2 separate regions of the Mus musculus genome follow, and region 2 is linked to region 1. A link is a contact called in ENCODE Hi-C or POLR2A ChIA-PET data. All regions are on one chromosome and are shown on one strand. Each heading gives the region's core, a stretch centred on a gene start or an enhancer-like site at or near the end of the contact. The rest is flanking DNA. Distances are from core to core; before and after follow the strand shown. Region 1 holds the start of Sipa1l1 (signal-induced proliferation-associated 1 like 1). Region 2 overlaps Sipa1l1 (signal-induced proliferation-associated 1 like 1).

Region 1 (4,859 bases), core at 777-3,276:
CAGAAAACGCACAGATGAAGTTTGCCCACAGCCTATGCCCTGACCACAGGGTGAAGACTACCAAGGAAGTAAGAAGCTCATAGTGATAGCACCCTGTGAGAACCCAAACCTGCAGGGGTCAGTGAGCAGCAGACCATGCAGCCAAGGAAAGAGCTTTGGAGAGTGCACTCTACAAAAGCTGTCACCATGCTCATCGTGACTCACAGAGCAACACTGGATGTACTAACAGCACATCTTTCAAAGTGCCTATGACCAAACCAAAAGCCTTACACTGACCTTGTATCTCTTGTAAACCTCCTTGTGCTTTTACAGTGTGTGGCGTCTGCTTTTTTTTTTTTTTTTTTTTTTTCCTTTTCTTTTTGGAAGTTAAAACAAACACAAATCAGGCCTGGTAGAACAGTGCTGTGATCTCAGTGGGAGGTAGAGGTAGGAATACCAGGGTTCAATGCCAGCCTCAACCATACAGCAAGGCCAAGGCCAGCCTCAGATACAGGAGACCCACCTCAATAGAAAACGAAAGTGGAGCTGTGATTCCTGGGGGCAGAGGAGGGGAACATGGGTTTTAACTGCTTGATGGACGGACAAACGTCTCCTGTGCTGGAGAGATGGATGGGTGTGGATTATGTTCTTCCTCACACTGTTTTCATATCTGAAGCACTCATACTAATTTTTAAAATCAAAAACAAGTGTTAAAAACATGAGTACAATGTGTTCTAGGAAGATAGCACAGGTCCACGCTGCCTGCAGACACATCTTCTCTGAGAGCAAGGCTGGTGCCTGGGCCCAGGCGCTTCCTAGGCTCCGTGGACAGCTGAGTAAGAGGCACAAGCTTCTGGGTGAAAACGAAGAGAGAAAGAGCGCGCATCTCAAGGTTTATCCTCCCATCCTGAATACTAACTCACTAGAGCTCCCGCTGAGAGCAAAGAGGATGCCAGTCAACACCACGCCGTGCCAGTTTAATTTAACGGTATTATTTTGCCTTGCTTTGCAATTACTCCCACAGTCCCTGGGGGAAACTAATGGATTACTAAAAATAAAGTAGGGATTAAGTGAATCATTCGGGTGTTTTGGCTCCCATCTCAAACTGGCTTTAACAGAAAGGAAATGGACTGGCTCAAACACTGCGTATCTCAAGAGGGGACAGGCTTCAGGGCTGGCTGCCCTGGGTTCTGGATTTGTCTTCCATCCTGTGTGGTTTTCTCGCTCGGGCTGGGAGCCAGCAGGCTAAAGCCACACCAGACCTCACAACAGCATACAGTGACATCCAGGGAGAGTAGCGGAGGTTTCCCTGAGCTCTGTCCTAAGTATGAGGTGACTTCCGCCAGAAGATTAGGTACACCTGCCTCAGGGTCTCGAGCTGCAGAGTCACCCACTGGGGTCTCTTGGTGCAATCCTGCCACAGGGTCTCCCACCCAGAGTCTCACGAGCTAGAGCTAGAACTAGAACTAGAACTAGAACTAGAACTAGGGCTGTTTCTGAGACCATCCCCCTGGCTAGGCATTGCCTCAGAGTTGATGAAGGAGCCAAAGTTGGCAAGCCAGTTGTGGACAGGCAGCTTGAGACCACAGCTCAGCAGGTCCACCCTTCAGCTGTGCTCAGCCTCCCTGATCCCGAACACAAAGAATAGACAGCATAAGTGACACAGTTCAGCCATGCTGCCCATTCTGCTGGCCACTACAGGCAAACACTGGGTGTACAGGAACATGCAGGTCATGACTATCACCATGTTTTTGTATGTGAAAGTAAAAAAATTAAACCCCAGGAAATAAAGTGAATGCCCTGTGAAAAGAGGAAACTAAGTTGTTTTTCTTGGTTTTATATTTCTTTCTCTGCAATTAGAAACTCAAAACATACATATTGGGGTTTAACTAAGTGAATGTCCATTTGCCTGAATGCATCTGGGGGCTCCATCCCCAGGAAGATATTCAAACCCAGAAAGCCAAAGTTTGCAACATTGCTACTTACTGTGTTCTGGTGCCATGGCCACAGACTTAAGACAGCAGCGTCCACACTAATGACATATGACCTACAAACAAACAAGAAACACTTTGTAAGAGCATATGAAAGGCCACCAAGACTACACTGTTCACACAGTCTTGACAAGGGACTTATCTTTGAGGTGAACAGGCTGGCATTCATGAAGCAAGCAGCATTAATTGGGTTAGAAGTGGAGGTGTCTACAATACTAGCCCATTATAAATATTTCTAAGATCATCTGTGTCAACTGTAGGGCAAACTTTGTTTTTTATTTATTTCTAGACAGATTTCTCTCTATTATCCTGCCTATCCTGGGACTTGGTACGCAGACCAGACTGCCCTCAAACTCAGACATTCTCCTCTGACTCTGGAGTGCTAGAGTTAAAGCTGTGGGCTCCACACCCAGCCTTGGACTTTTCTTTCTTGCTTGCTTGCTTTCTTTCTTTACTTTCACACACTCACACACATGCACATGCAAACACACGCACGCGCGCACGTGTGGGGTGGTGTGTGCCTGTGGAGGTCAGAAAGGGGCACTGGACCCTCGGAAGCTGGAGTCCCTGCTGGGAACAGACTGAGTCTCCGAGGAGCAGGAGGCTCTTAGCTGCTGAACTGTTTCTCCAGCCACAGATCCAACTTTCCAAAATCAAAATAAGCAGCACATTTCAACTGAGTAATAGTGTTGACTTCTAAAACAAAGAGAGAAGAATAAGAAATGAACCTCAAACAGTATGTAGATTTAAAAGAAAATGTAAGAAGCCCGTTAGCCTGACCTCTCCAATACCCAATGAACCTAGTCCTAATAGAGCATGAACCTGGGAAATAAGCTTCAATTTCTAATTCTCTAAAAAAAAATGCACATGTCTGCCTCAGCAAAGACTCTTGAAGACTGGAATGGCTTTTAATATTCACAAATGAAATAGAGGAGTGCTGCCCCTGCCCAGCCTGGAGATCTAGTAACAGTACAGTGGAAGCCCACCTTGGTGGCACTTTTAGGAGGCCGAGGAGTTTGGGATCAGCACAGATAACACTGCAGCAAACATGGAAAATATTAAGAAGAACAGCAAAACACAACAGCAAATCACACCCTCGATTAAACGGACCTTATGATGGTTAGTTTTGAATGCCAGCTTCCCAAAATCTGGGAACCTAGTTTGAATTGAGCAATTATTTAGATCAGACTAGCGTGTGGGCAAGTCTGTGCAGGATGGCCTTGACTGCCAACTGATAAAGGGACACTCACTCAGACCACTATGGAAAACATCAGTCCCTGGTCAGGGAGCTCTGAACTGTATAGGGTAAGAAAAAGCCTAGAAGACAGGAGAAGCAGACAACATGAGTGTGTTCATATCTCTCTTGCTCCTGACTGTGGTGTGGTATGTCTTGTCACATTACTAATGGTTTGTTTAAAAAAAAAAACAAAAAAAGCTTTAACTTTTCAAGAAGCATCCCTGACTTGGACTAGTTCTGACTTCTAAACTTTCCATAACTTGCATCTTGGGTTCAGTGCACATTAATTGTGATAATCCATTTCACCATAAGCTTCAACTCAATATTGTAATTTCCTGAGGGGCAAGCAAATGATTGGGAGAAGTAGATTCCACAGAAGCCAGGGACCACAGACCACAGCCCCACAGTGCACGCTACATTTCATTCATCAGGCTTTATCAAGAGAGAAAAAGAGAAGAGAAGAAAATGTATGGATGGGAGTGAAGTCTGTTCACTCCACCGCACAACTGGCACCAGCAAGAAACTGGAAAGCCCTGGAAGCTAACCCAGGAAGATTAAGTTCCAGACATCTGTGCAAAGGGGCCTCTGACCATCTGCCACCCTCCCCTGCAGCAGGCCTTCCCTGACCAGGAGAGTGTCACTGCAGAGGTGCTCTCCTAGTGCCTTAAGGAATGCCCCTAACTCCAGAAAGACAAAACACTAAGATCCAAAGAAGCTGGCTAAGTGGATGTAAATTATTACGACCAAAACCCATTTCCTGGGCTGGTGAGATGGCTCAGTGGGTAAGAGCACCCGACTGCTCTTCCGAAGGTCAGGAGTTCAAATCCCAGCAACCACATGGTGGCTCACAACCATCTGTAACAAGATCTGACTCCCTCTTCTGGAGTGTCTGAAGACAGCTACAGTGTACTTACATTAATAAAATAAATAAATCTTAAAAAAAAAAAAAAAAAAAAACCATTTCCTTTGACTTTGTTTCTTCTGAAAGATCCAGGGGCACATGGCACATAAAACTTCTATTAAATACACCTGCATGTGTTTCTCTTGTTTGTCTACCTTTCAATACAGGAGCCTGAGCCATGAAAAGCAATGTATCTCCCAACAACATGAACAGAAATGTTCAGAGCAGTGTGGCCCCTGGAGCCAAAACCTAGAAGCCTTTGCAATGTGTATCCACATCAGAAGAGAATAAAGGAGTTCCCTAGAATAGAATATGAAAAAAAAGGAGAAGGACAAAGCACTGCCTGCCTTCAGCAGAGCTGATCTGCTCTCATGATCACTCAGGTCATGTATCCAGTGTTAACCCTTTACTACCACTGTTTGTACTGCTATCAGTTATTCCCATTGTTTCTGTGGGAGCTCAGTCTGCCTGGAATTGAACACTAAAAACATCAAGACAGCCCATAGGTCACTTGACAAAACCCCATCATTCTTAAATCAATTCCTTACTTCTTTTTAAAACAAAACAAAATGTGTGTGCGTGCATGCCAAGTGATTTATTTACTTATTTTATGTATATTTGTACACTGTAGCTGTTTTCAGACATACCAGAGAAGGGCATCAGATCCCATTACAGATGGTTGTGAGCCACCATGTGGTTGCTGGGAATTGAACTCAGGACCTCTGGAAGAGCAGTCAGAGCTCTTAAATGG
Region 2 (4,859 bases), core at 860-3,359, 87 kb before region 1:
AGTTGCCTGCTCTGATGTCAGAATGGGTTGTCCCATCTGGCCCAGTGCAGCCTTTTCCAGATTTCATGGTGGTCACTTCAAAGAGGCGAGTGGGAGAAATAACACCATGAACCAGGAATGGCACAGATTTACACTGATGTGCAGGGTAAGGGTCTGTGCCTACCTACAGAACAGCACTTACACCTGGATTCTGATGCCAGAGGAGCCTGAAAACTTACTTAAGTTTCTTCCTCTTTTGTAAGATTTATCATATTTATTTATTTATTTATTTATTCATGTGTTTATTTATGCACTTACTGTGCAGCAGGACACTGTGAGAGGACACCTGTGGGGTGTCCTCCTGACACATGGGACCCAGGGACCAACCTCAGGCCATCAAGCTCAGTGGGAGTGACCTGACTCCCTGAGCTATCACACGGGCCCTCCCTGGCTTCTTACAACATGAACAATGGTCGTATGTATCTCCTCATAGGATGGCTAAAAGAATTAAATGTGTTAATTCACGGAACTGTGTTTTTCTCTAGGACCTATAACATTGAAGTAAAACTTCAGCCAATGGTATTCCGTAACACTCCAAGGAAGATAAACCCAGCCTAGATGAGCATGGCCAGTAAGCCACCCCTCACCGCTGGCCTCGATTCCTAATAACAATGACTCAGTTTGATGGCAATGGGAGCTCCATTCTGTCCGGCCTCACAACTGCTTCATTCCAGTTCCCCATACACACCTGGAACATAGAGAAAAGAGCAGAGCCACTGTGTCTGTGACTCTGAGAGCTGAGACACTTTCTCCTGACTACAGAAACTGTCTCCTGTTTAGGGAACTCAAAGGAGGGCAGTCAGGTGACAGCAGAGGAGAGCCGGGCACTCAGAGATTGTTCTAGGTAAGAGCCCAGTTGCCCTCTGAACCACCATGTGAATCCCAGGTCAGCAGAACACTTAATGTAAGTGACAATGGACTTGGAGACTCTAGAAAAGCTGGCAGGGTCAGCAGATCCTGCTGTCCTGGACGGAGACACAGACAGGATGATCTGAGGACACTCACCCATCTCAGATTGACTAAACCAAAAAGATCTGTGGAGTCATCTTTTTTTTTTTTTTAACTCAGCTATATAAAAGAGTGTTCCTTAACCTGCTCAGACTGAATGGCCCCAGAATATTCCGACACAGGCACACAACCCCCAGGCTGCCTACCTGATAAATGGCATAAATAAATGCTATTCTGAATAAAGACTGATTTTTTTAACTGAAGTTCACTTAAGTCTTTAAGGGGCACAAATAACCCACAATAATGATTTATAGTCTACCATCTGCTAATCATAAATCCATGAGTGCTCAGACCTAGGACTAGTCATTTTAGGGAGAAAAAGAACTATGGTTTGGTTAGATTAATTATCAGTATTTATTTATGATTAATTATTAGTTAATTAATTAGATGTTGTGTGTATTTTGCATTTTTATTTTTTAGCAAGAAGACAGGGTTTCTCTGCTTACAGCTCTGGCTATCCTGGAACTTGCTTTGTAGACCAGGCTGTCCTGAAACTCACAGAGATCCACCTGCTTCTGACTCCTGAGAGCTGGAATTAAAGGCGTGTGCCACCATCACCCAGTTATGTTTTGGCTTTAACTACAAAATTTAAGACAAATTCTTAGAAAGTAGTGGCTAAAAATATACAACTTTTTTTCTCTCTTCTTCTTTTTTAATTTGATTTTTTCCAATCAGGGTTTCTCTGTGTAGCCCTGGCTGCCCTGGAATTCACTAATTAGACCAGGCTGGCATCAAACTCAGATATCCACCTGCCTCTGGCTCCCTAGTACTGGGATTTAAGGTACATGACAGCAACAACTGGCTACAAGTTTTTTTTTTTTTTTTTTTTGTTTGTTTAAAACCAACAAAAATATTTGCTAAGTCTAAAGGAGAAAAACAGTTGATTAGATTGGCTCAATCAAGCAACAAAGACGTGAAGTTTTGGTCAGTGCTGCTGGCTTGCCAGGAGCTGAACAGGCAGGAGGCTCCAGCCTTCCCTCTAGAGAAGGCAGTCAGGCATGAAGCACAGCACTGAGTCATCTGAAGCCCGTTCCTGGCCCCACAGATGCTGCCAGAAAAAAAGCCTGGAAGTCGGGCTCAGCAGAGCCAGACAGCAGGGATTAAAGCAACCATTGAGCTTTGAACATTCGTGAGGTACATGGGAGTGAGGACAGCATGAGCGCGATGCCACAGGAACAGACACTCAGACAGCCTCGATGGATGTGCTCTGCTTACAGGCCTCCGGTGCGAGATGCTGAAGATGGGTGTTGCAGCTCTTGTCTGGACTGCATTCTGCGGGAGACTTTCCACGCAGGAACCATAAGCCTCACAAGAGGACAATTTCTCTCTGGCTACTCTGCTTACTAAGAGATGTCCCATGTGGCCCAGCAGCCGTAAACTCAGACCTACCTCCGTGGGGTGCAGTCGTCATGGGGAGGGATAATGACAACCTTCACTGTGACTGATGTTCTCAAGAGATCGATCATCTGTTCATGGCTCAGGGTGGCCACTGCTACCTTGCAGATCTCCACCAGGCGGCTGCCCTGCCTCAGCCCTGCTTGCCATGCGTAGCCGTAGGGTTCTACATCCGCCACAATGCCCTCATAGTTGACATGGAAGCCAAGCTGCCCCAGCCCATTTCTTCGCAGAGTCATTTCCACAGATTCACAACCTTTTGAAACAAACTAGACAAGGAAATGAGAGGTACTCAGTTAATCATTAACAGTGGACTTGGCATTAAAGAAAATGCTGCCTTTAGTTATTCCGAACATCCGGTAGCTGGTTGGAGGGCAGGCTGGTTAGTCCTCTTCCCTAGTCTCTAATTTGGTAGGAAAACACAACACACTGGCTGCCTCCACAGGGACCAGTGGCTTTCCTGACATAGAAAAATCTGGGATAGGCTGGCAGCAAAAAGAACCTGTATTCTACTTTCAGCGGTCCTTAAAAAATAATCCATGGTGGGTTATTGACAGCTTTATTAAACAGCTTTCTCAGCAACTACAGGAACACCCGCCACCAGGGCAGTGAGACTGGGTTATGTGCAGGTGACTTCCCAGCACAAGACCCCAGACAACATGTCATCCCACCCGCCCAGGGCTGCTACTTTTCCTCAACAAACAATGGAAAGCAGGAACGTCAGATAAACTGTGTTGCTTCACTCATCAGCAAAGGAATTGCCAGAGTAGCCAATCTTGCCCCAGGCCTCTGTGCCCTGGCTTTAGTCTGCGAAACCCCAGGAGTGAGCATGGTTACAGCAGTCTCACCTGCAGCCTTCTGACAATTTCTTTGATATCTTCACCGCTAATGAAGCTCTCCACCGACACACATTCTCCCCGCTCATAGAAGATTTTGAGGCTGGTGTCGCTGGAAGTCCACCCTATGACATCTCTGCAGGAGCAATTGAAAGCCACACTCTTTGTCTCCTGCTCAATGAGGACGATGAACTCGCTGGAGATCCCAAGGAGGCAGTCGAACTCCATGGCCTTGTTGTAGTCTTTGGCCCGGACAGCCCACACAATGGCCCCCATGCTACTGAGCTCAGCTCCTGGATAAGGCTTAGACTTTTCCTTCTTCTTGGAGGCCAGAGAAATAAATGGAAACTTGCCAGAAGGGTCAATAGGTGTGTTGGTGACATTCTTTTCTGCCAGATCTTTCAGGTATTCCTGGCGGGTCCTTGTCGCCATGGCCCGGAACTTCTCTGATTTATGAGCAGCATTTTCTGCATTTATCACTTTGGCCAAAAGGAAGTCCCTGAACACATTTGACTTGGGGAAGGTGACCCCTTTAGGGATGGGAGGTCCAAAAGAAGGTACATCTCTGGACCTGGTGACTGCCACACTGAGAGACAAAGCAAAGGACAAAGGATGAGAGGTGTGTCAGTATGTCTGTCTTCTATTACACCATGGGGACGTGGGGACATGGGGACATGTGGCCGGGGCTGGTCCAGTGCAGACATGCAAGACTCTGGGTTCCCCGTCCTAAGGAAAGGGGATGCGCATGTTAGTTAAGACAATCCTCATTCTGGTCAAGAAAGAACACAAACTTCTGCTTAATTAGTCAACTTGTTAGTTTACTTCAGTTTTTTCCAGGCAGACTCTTTTTACCTTAAAGTTTCAACTTCACTTCTTTAGCAGGTAGGAGACTAACTGTAAGATCATGGTGGTTAGTCATGCTGGCTTACTGTAATGTTCCACACACCAGAATAAAAGCTATTTTAAATACCTACAGACTATATCCAGTGCGCAGGTTGCTATAATCACACAACCTTTCAGAACAGAGATTCTGTCAGAACACAGATGTGTCCTCCACTTGAGATAGAATGGCTGCAGGCGACATACACAGTCCATCAGGGAAATGTCAGGAGATACATGGCCTTTGAGAAACAAGTCCTTTCTAATAAAGCAAATACTATCTGATGGGCCATGTGTGAGGCATCGTGAGACTAGAGTGAAAGCATACCTTTGAAATAAAAACATCAATACCAATTATGACTTTTATAGAACTGCCACAATAGTTGGAAATCATGTTTTTTAACCGAGCTATTCTTTGGTCCAAATATTCTGGTTTTGGTCTGTGGTTCTGCAAGAAGCACACTGCCCTTTCCTGTCTGCTTTACGTCAGACTGACCTAAGAAAGCTTGCTCCCACCACTGCTTTTGCATACACAGAGCTAAAAAAAAGTAGGCCCATGAAAAATAACCAGCAACATCTGTATGCATCTACTAATCTTAATCTCAGAAAGAAAAATACCAAAACGTTCCTAAAACAACAAAAGTTGGGAGGAAATAAAGAGGCTGTATGTCATCCGCCAGTCTTCAAGATCACTCCTGGCAC

What was found. Hi-C counts contacts between places; a loop is a spot of excess contacts on that map. ChIA-PET counts read pairs that join two places held with the same protein, here RNA polymerase II (POLR2A).
Region 2: POLR2A ChIA-PET joins it to region 1 with 13 read pairs in Patski. The contact joins the enhancer-like site here to the promoter of Sipa1l1 in region 1. A Hi-C loop is called at or near these places in 2 of 37 maps with a recorded cell type or tissue (T-helper 17 cell and v-Abl transformed pro-B cells). POLR2A ChIA-PET finds 5 or more read pairs at or near these places in 1 of 5 experiments (Patski).

Annotation. Positions count from the first base shown.
Region 1 is chr12:82,308,516-82,313,374 of GRCm38, reverse strand. It overlaps Sipa1l1 (signal-induced proliferation-associated 1 like 1), which reads right to left and starts at 2,026. Exons shown (of 21, transcript NM_172579.3): 1 at 1,966-2,026.
Region 2 is chr12:82,395,198-82,400,056 of GRCm38, reverse strand. It overlaps Sipa1l1 (signal-induced proliferation-associated 1 like 1), which reads right to left. Exons shown (of 21, transcript NM_172579.3): 8 at 3,291-3,864; 9 at 2,437-2,711. Among named protein-coding and RNA genes, the nearest start is that of Gm30916, 5.9 kb to the right of the region's middle. Within about 2 kb of position 2,109, at least 1 of the 3 ENCODE cell types and tissues checked has a DNase peak (open chromatin) inside an H3K27ac peak, as active enhancers do.